2 separate regions of the Mus musculus genome follow, and region 1 is linked to region 2. A link is a contact called in ENCODE Hi-C or POLR2A ChIA-PET data. All regions are on one chromosome and are shown on one strand. The core of a region is the stretch at or near the end of the contact, and the rest is flanking DNA. Distances in the headings are between cores, read along the strand shown. Region 1 holds the start of Mos (Moloney sarcoma oncogene). Region 2 holds the start of Rps20 (ribosomal protein S20).

Region 1 (6,232 bases), core at 234-2,733, 36 kb before region 2:
ATACTAGACAACTTTAGAAGTGAATTATTTATGAGGTTGTCTTAAAATTAAAAATTACAAAGTAATAAATCACATTGTAATGTATTTTGTGTGATACCCAGAGGTTTAAGGCAACCTATTACTCTTATGCTCCTGAAGTCCACAATTCACAGTCCTGAACTATAATCTTATCTTTGTGATTGCTGAGCAAATTTGCAGTATAATTTCAGTGCTTTTAAATTTTGTCCTGCTTACTATTTTCCTTTTTTATTTGGGTTTGATATGCGTGCACAGAATGGGGCTTCTATTAAAATATTCCATGGCTTACATTTTTAATATTTTGTTCTCTTAATATGTTCAAAGCTACTCAACTTTTATTCCCGAAAAATGTTTACTTTAATTATTCTAATTTCTTACATAAAGCATTGAGGTGCTAACAATTATATACTATGTACAAGATGGCAGACTAAATCATATCATACCATCAAGTAGAAACCTGGAGTTTGGTGAACTTTGAGTTGTTTATATGTCTCTCCTTTATTGTCTTCTCAAAACCTGTGATTCTGAAGTCAAAGGGACACAGCTGTCACATGAAAAGTGATCACTTATCACCTGTATGCATAAAACACCTTACCAAGCAGCTAAGAGGAATAACTCCTAGCCACTTTGAGAAACGTTTTTGAATAAACAGAGCAAGGCTCTTCCCCATTCTCCCAGAGATATAGCATAAAACTGAGCGCATTTTTATAAAACAAAAAAGGAGGAATGTGTGGTTTGATGGCCAGACCCTGAATTTGTGTTCAGCATCTGCTTTTCCATATTATAGATGGGTACCAGTGATTCTGAGCCATGTCTATTTCTCCTGACTTTTCCTCTGTTTTCCCACGCTTGCTGATATTTACAGCCGTGGTCATCACAATCACCTTTGTTCCTTTCTTCCTTCCTCCAACTCTGCATTAAATTCCAGGAACTTGCTTTCTGTGAAGTCTAGAATCTGTCTTGAAGCAAACTCACACTCATGGGGTGGCTTAACTTGCCTTGGAAAGGGATATTGGGAGGTCACTGTGTTGTTATGTTACAGAGTCTTAACTTGCTGTTTAAATCAAATACAGTGTCAGAATGCTCCCTTCTGATGAACGTAAAAGGTATGTGATCTGACTTCTATAAGTGATTGTATTTGGATCAAAGACATTAAAGTTACAGATGTTAATTCTTACAAAGGTTGCATCTAATAACCCTGGCAAGTAGTTCAACAAATGTCTGCTGTTTGTATTGCAACTCTTGCAGCCAATAGCTGCTGGGAGTGATTTAATGCAGCTGGAGACTAGCACTAACAATCATTATAGCCTGAAAAGTGTGCACCAAGTTCACTGTACTTTTTTTTTCTCTTCAGTCGAAGGACTGATTAATGATCATCAGAATGTACTTGATTTTTTTTTTCTTCCATTGTATTGTGATTGAAGAATTAGTTGGAAGGTGACGTGAACTTTTGGGCAGGCCAGTACTGTTTAACGGGGGAAGAAGTTGCTAAGGATTCACTTTAGCTGTGAGCAATCGTTTCATCTGAGACTGCCAGGCTTCATCTGCACCCCCAACCCCACCTGACTTATTTTTTAAAAAAGAAACACCTTGTGGAGTAGTGATAGCACAGATGTGGCTGGTTTTGAGAATCAAGGAAGAAGGGAAAGGAACTGGGATGAAGGCAGCAATCTTCAGCCATGCTCCCAAACTTCCCTGGCTGTTCCTACTCATTTCTCCCTAGTGTCTCATGTGACTGTCCCATCTGAGGGTGTAATGCCTTCGCCTCTAAGCCTGTGTCGCTACCTCCCTCGTGAGCTGTCGCCATCGGTGGACTCGCGGTCCTGCAGCATTCCTTTGGTGGCCCCGAGGAAGGCAGGGAAGCTCTTCCTGGGGACCACTCCTCCTCGGGCTCCCGGACTGCCACGCCGGCTGGCCTGGTTCTCCATAGACTGGGAACAGGTATGTCTGATGCATAGGCTGGGCTCTGGAGGGTTTGGCTCGGTGTATAAAGCCACTTACCACGGTGTTCCTGTGGCCATCAAGCAAGTAAACAAGTGCACCAAGGACCTACGTGCATCCCAGCGGAGTTTCTGGGCTGAACTGAACATTGCAAGACTACGCCACGACAACATAGTTCGGGTTGTGGCTGCCAGCACGCGCACGCCCGAAGACTCCAACAGCCTAGGTACCATAATCATGGAGTTTGGGGGCAACGTGACTCTACACCAAGTCATCTACGGTGCCACCCGCTCACCGGAGCCTCTCAGCTGCAGAGAACAACTGAGTTTGGGGAAGTGCCTCAAGTATTCCCTAGATGTTGTTAACGGCCTGCTTTTTCTCCACTCACAAAGCATTTTGCACTTGGACCTGAAGCCAGCGAACATTTTGATCAGTGAGCAAGACGTTTGTAAGATCAGTGACTTCGGCTGCTCCCAGAAGCTGCAGGATCTGCGGTGCCGGCAGGCGTCCCCTCACCACATAGGGGGCACGTACACGCACCAAGCTCCGGAGATCCTGAAAGGAGAGATTGCCACGCCCAAAGCTGACATCTACTCTTTTGGAATCACCCTGTGGCAGATGACCACCAGGGAGGTGCCTTACTCCGGCGAACCTCAGTACGTGCAGTATGCAGTGGTTGCCTACAATCTGCGCCCCTCACTGGCAGGGGCGGTGTTCACCGCCTCCCTGACTGGAAAGACACTGCAGAACATCATCCAGAGCTGCTGGGAGGCCCGCGCCCTGCAGAGGCCGGGTGCAGAACTGCTCCAAAGGGACCTCAAGGCTTTCCGAGGGGCACTAGGCTGACTCCATCGAGCCGATGTAGAGATAAGCTTTTTGTCTCTGTTTATTTTTTTAAAGAAGTAAGGATGGTGTGGAAGAAAACATACCACTAGGGCATATTTTTAGGAAATAAAGTTACCACGAACTTCAGCCTGAAGTGCTTTTCCTAAGCATAACGGGGCCACAGATCTCATGGGCATCGCTGCTGGTAAACTAAGCCGTTTTGGGGTTCCTGGCCCTACTGTATCATTTCTGTAGTAAGGTTTGTTCCTGGATGAAAAAAAGAATGGGGGTGATGGTGGGAGGAGAGGACATCCCTGCTCCTAGGTATGAAGAACAAAGTTTATCGTGAATAAAAGGGAGACATAGGACATGGACCTGACTCTGAGCCATGTGAGAAGAGGTAGGAGGGGAAGGGAGAAGGAAGAGAGGAGAATCAGGTGTAGCAGCCCAAAAGAGGAGAAGTAACTAAATGGATTATACAGGGAAGGACAGCTGGGGAAGAAGGGCATGCCAGCCAGGACCACCCTGTACTGATAGGGATTGAGGGATGCAGGGAGAACCTGGCACCAGGTCCACTTTGTTGTGTTAAATAGGCACTTCAGCCATTTGTCCTGGGGTTGAAAACTTAGTTACTGGTAAAGAACATTTTTCCAAAAACGAATGGTACTATAGAATGCCACATTTCCCCCTGTAAATTTTCATGTTTCAAATCTCCCCTAACACATACCTAAACTCAAGCTGCAGTTTCCCTGAAACAAAACAACAAAACCAATGCTTTTTAAAGGAACAGTTGTTAACCAGCAGTGATGGAGCATACCTTTAATCCCAGCACATAGGAGGCAGAGGCAGTTGGATCTCTGATCTCTGAATTTAAGGCCAACCTGGTCTACAAATGAGTTCCAAGACTACAGGCTACTACTGTATAGCCAGGGCTACACAGAGAATCCTTGTCTAGAAAAAGCAGAACAAACAAAAATGAAAAGGGTTGCTTTCCTTTCCAGTCCATAAAGAAAGGCCATTTGTAATCACTTCCACATAAATTTTACAAATTGAATTGTTTTCAAGCAACAAAATTCTAAATGACTTGTAATAGCTTACATTTGAACGTTGTCATGAGCAGGAAAGTTGCAAAAACACTTCTACACTGGGTTTCTTTTGCTTCAGATTTGAGCCCAAAAGCAGATGGCAAAAATAAAGTTGTGTGGTGGGGGCAAATAGCAACCCAATGAAGAGGGAGGGCTGAGTTGGAAAGAAAAGACCAGTGAGATGGGATTGCTTTTTCTAGAAGTCACAACACTGGGTGCTGTGGAACTTGTCACTGGGACAACTGTGGCTTTCTCTGAGTGAGAAGAGTACATCGGTGTCCACGTGTAGAGAGGCCAGGCAAGTGCAATGGCTAGGACAGTTGGTGGCACATGCTTGCGCTAGAGGCTATGTGTATTGCAGAAAGGAGCAGAATCCTGGAGGAGGCAAGAGACATTGAATGTGTGTGGTTGTTTGGTTTGCTTTTAGGATGAAGAAGTAAATTTATTTGTAGACAAAAGCTGAGGAGACAAAGATAACTGGTGAGCTTTTCAAAACCAAACAGATGAAAGATGGAGCTATGGAAAGACTGGAGCCTTAGAGGAAAGGGAACTCTCTTCCAGGATGGGCGGGAGGCAAGAGTGGGGCCGAGAGCTAGTACCTATGTGTAGAGAACAGGCACAGTGGAAGCTCAAGGCTCTGGGCTTCTACTATTCCTGTCTACGTGGTTCAGAGGGATCTACAGAGTGATATTCTGGTCTAGAAGTGTTCCTGGAGGAAGCAAAAGGGAGCCATCCAGGACCAGGTAGTATTGAAAGAATGTTACTATCTAGGTAGCTACTGGCCAAGAAATAGGTGGCTGGCTATTGTATCTCGTTTGGGCCTTGGCAATGTAGGGACTGAGCCATTAAGCAGAAACTACACTTGTCTTTTCCTGAACTATCAGTAGGTAGTCTTAACTATCTAGACCCCTAAGCCCATTGTTAGGAAGCATCAGTAAGGGTCAGCTGTCAGCTTCCAGTCACAGTCATGCTACACAGTCACTGTGCCTGCATGGTTCTCTGCTTATAGATGCAGCAGACTAAGATCTGATCACAAAACAAATATTCAGGATAAACTGTACTAATTTGTACAAATGTATCATTATTCTCAAAACAGTATACTATAACTAATATTCACACAGCACATCCATTAAACTGGGCATTGTAATCAATGGGCAGATAATTAAGGAAAACAGGATGTATGGGTTATATGTAAATATAGTACCATTTTATGAGGGTAAAGAACTTGTGAGGGTCCTGGATCTAGTCCCCCCACCCAAGAACACTGAGAAACATTATATTCAATAAATATGAAAGATAGTCAATACTTTATCATTAAATTGATTTTGTTAGGATAGATGATTTTACCCAACTATAGTCCAAGTTAGTATTCTGAACCCATATAAAGTAGGCTATGTGAAGCTGATGGTCAGTATATCAGGAAAATTTTCAGTGATATTTTCAATTTATGATAGCCTTATTGAACCTAACCCACTGTAAATTGCCATACACCTATACTTCACTCCCCAAGAATAACCCAGGTAGAATGTTCTCCTAGAGTGTGCTTGGCCCCAGCTTCCCAGAACTACAAAACTAATTAATTTAAAATAAAGTTCCTTCTGTTTATTTTAGCAAAAAGAACTATTGTTTGCAAACCCCTAAATAGAATCATTGAAAATATAATACATTACAATCAACCTGTTTCATTCTACTATGATAAAATATTATTCTAACTATAATTAATGCCTTATTCTCGGATTGTCAACTGAGGTAAAACGTACCCTCAACAATGGTATGTTTTAAAGGCATGAAAATCCAGAATTGACTTCTAAAAGGAACTTGGTCACTACTAAGGTTAGAATATCTTCTTTTGCTGGGTGTGGTGGCACATGCCTTTAATCACAGCACTTGGGAGGCAGAGGCAGGCGGATTTCTGAGTTTGAGGCCAGCCTGGTCTACAAAGTGAGTTCCAGGACAGCCAGGGCTATACAGAGAAACCCTGTCTCGAAAAACAAACAAACAAACAAAATCATCTTTTTCTGAAAACCATTCCAAGTGACAAGAATCAGCTCTGTACATTCTGTAGCCATGAGTGCATGAGAAAGAAATCCTAGAATGCAGTGATACCCAAAGACTGGACTAGTTGCACAGGAAGAGTGTAGGGATAAGGGGGAAAGAGACCCACCATTGATAGGTCCTAGAGATACCTGAAAAAATAGATACCCATAGAATCAGAGCCCCTCGCGAAGTGCAAACGTGTGTGTGTGTGTGTGTGTGTGTGTGTGTGTCTGGGTAGGGGATTAACTCTGAGGGCAGACTAAGCTTCCAAATGTTAGTAGAGGAAGAAAGAAAGTGTTAAATGTTCCATCAACACAGAGCTCAGA
Region 2 (6,013 bases), core at 1,540-4,039:
TGTGTGCCTGGTATCCAGGAGGTAAGAATTACAGGTGACTGGAGCCGGGCGTGGTGGCGCATGCCTTTAATTCCAGCACTCAGGAGGCAGAGGCAGGCGGATTTCTGAGTTAGAGGCCAGCCTGGTCTACAAAGTGAGTTCCAGGACAGCCAGGGCTATACAGAGAAACCCTGTCTCGAAAAACAAACAAACAAACAAACAAACAAACAAACAAACAAACGGAATTACAGGTAACTGTGAGCCACCATGTGGATGCTGGACACCAAATCAGCTCCTCTTCAAGAATGGCAAGGCTATCTGCTGAGCCAACTACCTTCCTCCCTTCCTTCTTTCCTCCCTCCCTCCCTTCCCTCCTTCCTTCCTTCATTTTCTTAGAGACAAGGTCTCTACAAAGCCCTCACTATGTAGACCAGGTAGGCCTTGAACTCACAGAGATTCACCTGACTCTGCCTTCCAAGCGCTGAGATTAAGTCCACTCACATAAACCTGGGGTGTATTTTACCTGTTTATCATTGAACTTTCTTTACCTCTCTCTCTTTGTGTGGTGCTGAGGTTCAATCTAAGACCTTGGGCATACTAGACAGAGGTTCCATTGCTAAGCCACATGCCCAGATTTTTTCTTTTTCTTTCTTCTATGTTTGTTTTTTGTTTGTTTGTTTGTTTGTTTGTTTTTGAGATGGGTACTTACTATGTAGTCCAGGCTGATATTGAACATGAGAGCCCCCTGCCTCTGATCGCCCAACTCTGGGATTATAGACCCATGCCACCGAGACCATGTTTAAGAAGTAAGGAATGTCTAAGGTTTGTTTTTTGTCAATAATTCTAGCTGGGAGTGGTTTCATTCACCTGTAATTCTGTAGCACTGGAAAAAGAAGGATGGAAGGATCTTAAATTTGGAGCCAGCCTCAGTGTGTATGGTGTGTGTGGTGTGTGGTGTGGTGTGTGTATGTACTTGTCCTTCTCAAGAACCCTGTTCAATCTCTGGACAGCCTCGGAGCATTGCTGTTCAGGCCTCTGAAGATGTAATTAATATGAATACAGATCACATCTCAGGAAGCTGCAGTATGACTGCATTTCTTTATTTGTTCCAGATAATCCTACTGATACATTATGCAGATTTAAAGTTGATGTCACAGTTAATAAAATAAAAATGCAGGTTTTAGCTATGGTGGTGGCCAATGCCTTTAATCCCACCCAGTATTCTAGAGGCAGAGACAAGAAGATCTCTGTAAATTCCAGAGCGGCCCAGACTAAAGTCTTAAAAAAAAAAAAAAAAAAGAAAAAAAAAAAAAAAGCAGACACTCAGGAGGCAGAGGCAGAGGCAGAGGCAGGTAGATCTCAGGGTGCAGGCCAGCCTGGTCTACAGAATAATTTCAGAACAGCCAGGGCTACACAAAGGAACTCTACCTCACACAAAAACAAAGCAGAACAAAACAAATAGTCAAGAAAGGAAAAGAAAAACAAAGTTAGACTTTTTTCTGATGTTAAGTCTACTAGTAGTCTAAGAGGTCAATGGATTATATTTAAAAATAATTGAACTCGAAAACTCCCCTAACTTTAACACTTACCTAATTGTTCAATGACAGCAAAACTTCATGTACACTGTGAGTCAGAAAGCCAGTTCCTAGTTAGGTCGAATCCCGACCAAGCAAGTGAATCGGTGCTGGCGCTCCCAAAGCTCAGAAGAACATGGCTTAGGGAGTTCTCCTTGGAGGGGAATCAGTGCTCTGGGTTTGGCAACTCGGAGCAAGTAACTTTCACCTACAAAATAATGTTATTTCCTCCTGTGTTGTCTGTAACCCACCTCCAGGCTTACATTCTATTTGACCTTGCGCAGTGGGTAGTGTAGATTAATCTGCACCATCCTCTGCGTCCTAGGACATTTGACCTGAGGACATTTGGCTTTCTTTCTGCTGTACGCAGACACTAATTTTATTATGAACAACTGCTCCGTTCTAAGGAGTCCCCGGAGGTCTCAGCCATCATAACATAGCAGAACGGAGCTCCATCGCAACATAGAGAAGAGAATATTAAAACTGGGTAGATGGGTTCCAGGCCAGGCTGCAGGTACAATGCCCTGTGACCCCACAGAGCACTGGGACTAGAGTTCTGCCTTCACTTAATTGAACTAACTGAAGCTAAACCTGGGTTTCCAGCAGATATAGACGTTTCCAATATTCCTGGAAGCCCAAAGCCAAAATATCACAAAAGGGCATTTCAGCTCCGAAAAGCAGTTTCCGAATAATTTTTAGAATATAAGCTTAGTAATTAATGGGGGGTGGGGGGGAGGTGGGGTGTGTGTGTGTGTGGGGGGGGTGCCACAGCTCTCGTCAGAAGACAAGTTTCCGAAAACCACTATCTCCTTCTACAAGGATTCACAAGATTGAACTCAGGGTGTCAGCTCATGGATGGAGTGCGTTTTCCTGCTAAGCCCTGACTTCTGTCTTCAGCACCAAGTAAATAAATGCCCTGTCACGATCATTCTTCCCCAAGGTCCGTGTCAGCTAACCTCAAAACAACTCTTCCCTTGTCAGACAAAAGCAAGCTGATCGAGTATGCATGCGAAGCATATTTCGCACTGTAAAGACCGTAGGTGCTTGTGCAGAGAGCACCTGGCATGAGTTTTCTCCGCTCCAGCTTCGTCTGTCCTCCGAGTCAGGACAGGGACTCCGCCGAGAGGCCAGAGGGCGCGCGCGCGTCCTCGCCTTTCCCGCCAACTAGGCGGGGACGCAGCCCGGCCTCCCCCACGGCGACCTCTTCGCGGGCGGGGCGGTTCCTGTTCCGGGTCACAAAGCACCCGGATGCGCACGTGCTTTATAAGCGCCCGGCGCCGTCCGGCCCCTCCTTTCTGAGCCCCGGCGGTGCGCGCTACGGAGCTCGGCCAGCCTGCTCCGTCCTGACTCACCGCTGTTCGCTCCTGCTGAGGAACAAGTCGGTCAGGAAGCCGCGCCTCAGCCATGGTGAGGTGGGGGGCGTCGCCACGCGGCCTGGGGCGTCGGCGGGGCTCGACTTGCTGGGGCGCCGGGAGCGCAGAGCCCGGGAGAGGGCTCCCGCCGCGGCGAGGGCCCGGGAGAGGGTCCTCATGGCGGTTGTGTAGGAGTGGGCCTCCACTTACGGGTCGCTGTTTGTTTTTCCCGCCTGGGTGATAACAGGCATTTAAAGATACCGGAAAGACGCCCGTGGAGCCCGAAGTGGCGATTCACCGAATTCGAATCACGCTCACCAGCCGCAACGTGAAGTCGCTGGAGAAGGGTCAGTACGATGCTCGGGGTGGCTTGGTGATCGCTGGGGCGCGGTCGGCGATGAGGAGATACCAACCGTATTGAGTTATAGTGATATTTCTTATACGCTATTCTGAGCCGATAGGCGAACTTGTTTAAAACGCCTCGAGTCATTCTGAGTTAACTGAAAGACCATGCTTTCTTAACCCGCAGTTTGTGCGGACTTGATCAGAGGCGCCAAGGAAAAGAATCTGAAAGTGAAAGGACCGGTGCGCATGCCTACCAAGGTAAGGGACAGGTAGACTCGAGTACTGGTAGACTGGTGGGGAGGGGGAAGGTCAGAGTTTGATTGCCAAATAAATTCAGAGATTAAATTTACATTCCTAAGAATACAAGTTATTAGGGGCCAAATGTCTGGTGGCGATTGAGTATGATACCTTTCTTAAAGCAAACTCCAAAACTCTCTAGTAAAGGTTGCTGAAACCTGTTAACATACAGAGAAAATGGTTCAGAAATGGACTAATTTTGTTTTATTGCAGACTTTGAGAATCACTACCAGAAAAACACCTTGTGGTGAAGGTTCCAAGACCTGGGATCGATTCCAGATGAGGATCCACAAGCGACTCATTGATTTACATAGTCCTTCTGAGATTGTTAAGCAGATTACTTCCATCAGTATTGAGCCGGGAGTTGAGGTTGAAGTCACCATTGCAGATGCCTAAGACAACTGAATAAATCGTCTTAATGGTCAAATTTTGCTGGCTTTTGTTCAGGTTTTTTTTTTTTAATTCATGTTTATGAGTGTAAATGTGTGTGTCACAGGGGTGTCAGATGTTCTTTGAACCACCATGTAGGTGCTGGAAACCCAACCTGCATCCTCGGAGAGAACAGGTTCCTTAACCACTGAGCAAGTACTGAAGCATTAAACTGCTTTTAAAAATGAAGGTGTGCTAACAGATTGGTCAGGTGAAAAAGAGACGTTAGGTTTCCTGCAGGGGGCGCTAAGCCAATTTAAAGACTAAGTTGGGTTAGAAAAGAGCAGATTGCATCCTTGATCTTTTAAGCCTGGGGATTTTGTTTTGTTTTGGGATAGGGTCCCAACACAGAACAGGCTGACCTCATTAAATATCAATCTTATTTGATTGCCTCTGCTCCCAGAGTACTGGAATTAAAGGCAGGGACCACTGTATTAGCCATTCTGAGTTATTTGAAATGGACTCTGCAGGCCATACTTGGTCAAAATTCTGCCTTCTCAATTACAGGCATGAGCCACTATGCCTGGTTTACTTACTAATAGATGTCCAAAGACTAGTGTATGAAAATTTTGCTTTTCCAGGTGATTTGTGAAAGGCAGGGTGGCCTCTCCCATGTCACACTACTTGGGTTACTCATGTTGCAACATATCTGCAACTTTAGGTTGAGGGGATTTGAGCCTGCATGTGCCACTTTGGCCAACTGAACTAATCTTTAATTCCATCTAAAACTTTTAAATCTCAGTCATGTGTTCAACTGGAAAATAACCTAGAGTGTGCTATGTTGACTTCAGGTACACATCAAAGCAGGTTTTAGTGATGTAGAAGCTGTGTTTGAGTTGAACTAGTGTTGAGGCTAGGCTTAGGTACCATAGAACTTTGGTTTTTCAAGACAGGGTTTCTCTGTGTAGCCCTGGCTGTCCTGGAACTCACTGTAGACCAGGCTGGCCTTGAACTCAGAAATCTGCCTGCCTGTGCCTCCCAACACACCCAGCTCTAGCTTTAAATTCCTTGCACCAAGAGATGCTTTATCCCTCCGCTGAGAATACAGGTGCATGTCAGCATGCTAAACTCTAGATAAAATTTCATCTTGTTTGAAAGGACAATAATATAAGAAAAGTGTATTTGCACTGTATACCATGCCCTTTTGTGTTTAAAGTTAAACTGGCAACAGTGTCCCATAGAGGTTCCAGAAGAAACTGCTTCTAAGGGGAGGACCATAAAGGGAAATGCTTACCATAGAACTTTTTAAATGTTCCTACAGGTTGTACTCTGGATAGGTATATGAACACCTTTCTATTAGAACAGTTTTATAGTAGTACTTAGTGAATATGTAAATAATACTATTTGTGAAATAGTTTGAGGTTTCTCTATAGTCCTGGCTGGCTTGAGCTCTATACCAGATTGGCTTCTAAATCAGAAATCTGCCTCTATCTCCTGAATGGTTATGATAGAGATGCAAGTTACTTAATTTCTTACATGAATTGCACTTTGTACATGCTTTTGGATATGGGCCTAGGCTTTTGCTTTTGGATTAGACTGTCTTTATTACATTTACTGGCTTGATACTTTACAGTCTTAAGCCCACTTGCCTGGGTGTGATGCACACCTTTAATCCCAGCACTTTGGGATTTCTGAGTTCCAGGACAGCCAGGGCTACGCAGAGAAACCCTGTCTTGGAGGGGAAAAAAAGAAACTTTGGAAATCAAAACTTCTTGGAAAGCCACTTTTAGAGACTTGAATCTAAGGATAACTAACCAGGTAGTAACCACGAGTCATTGATTCTGTGAATCTTGTATGAGTGGGTTACAGGCAGAAATTAACTTCCTCTGAGAGCACTGCTGTTTTAGAAATGCGACCTAGTAATTACCAAAGGCATTGAAGCCACTTGACTACAGTCTCAGGTTTCTGCATCTGACATTGCTGGGACTGTGTGGGGTTTATGGGTGTAAAATAAAACAGGCGAAAGGATGTTGAGTGGAAAGCTTTGGCTTCAGAATCAAATTCCAAATCAATTACCAGATCAAATCAAATGCCAGA

The links. Hi-C counts contacts between places; a loop is a spot of excess contacts on that map. ChIA-PET counts read pairs that join two places held with the same protein, here RNA polymerase II (POLR2A).
Region 1: a map of heart shows a loop between it and region 2 (7-fold over the local background). The contact joins the promoter of Mos here to the promoter of Rps20 in region 2. A Hi-C loop is called at or near these places in 12 of 37 maps with a recorded cell type or tissue (T-helper 17 cell, adrenal gland, gastrocnemius and 2 more). POLR2A ChIA-PET finds 5 or more read pairs at or near these places in 4 of 5 experiments (Patski and embryonic stem cell).

What each region holds. Positions count from the first base shown.
Region 1 is chr4:3,867,356-3,873,587 of GRCm38, reverse strand. It overlaps Mos (Moloney sarcoma oncogene), which reads left to right and starts at 1,483. Exons shown (of 1, transcript NM_020021.3): 1 at 1,483-2,930. The coding sequence starts at 1,774. The coding sequence ends at 2,805.
Region 2 is chr4:3,832,431-3,838,443 of GRCm38, reverse strand. Rps20 (ribosomal protein S20) reads left to right here and starts at 2,789. Exons shown (of 4, transcript NM_026147.6): 1 at 2,789-2,960; 2 at 3,153-3,252; 3 at 3,435-3,508; 4 at 3,761-6,013. The coding sequence starts at 2,958. The coding sequence ends at 3,943. It overlaps Gm32823 (a long non-coding RNA gene), which reads right to left and starts at 2,795. Exons shown (of 5, transcript XR_881078.2): 1 at 2,510-2,795; 2 at 1,569-1,761. It overlaps LOC115490074 (a small nucleolar RNA gene), which reads left to right and starts at 3,298; the gene lies at 3,298-3,365.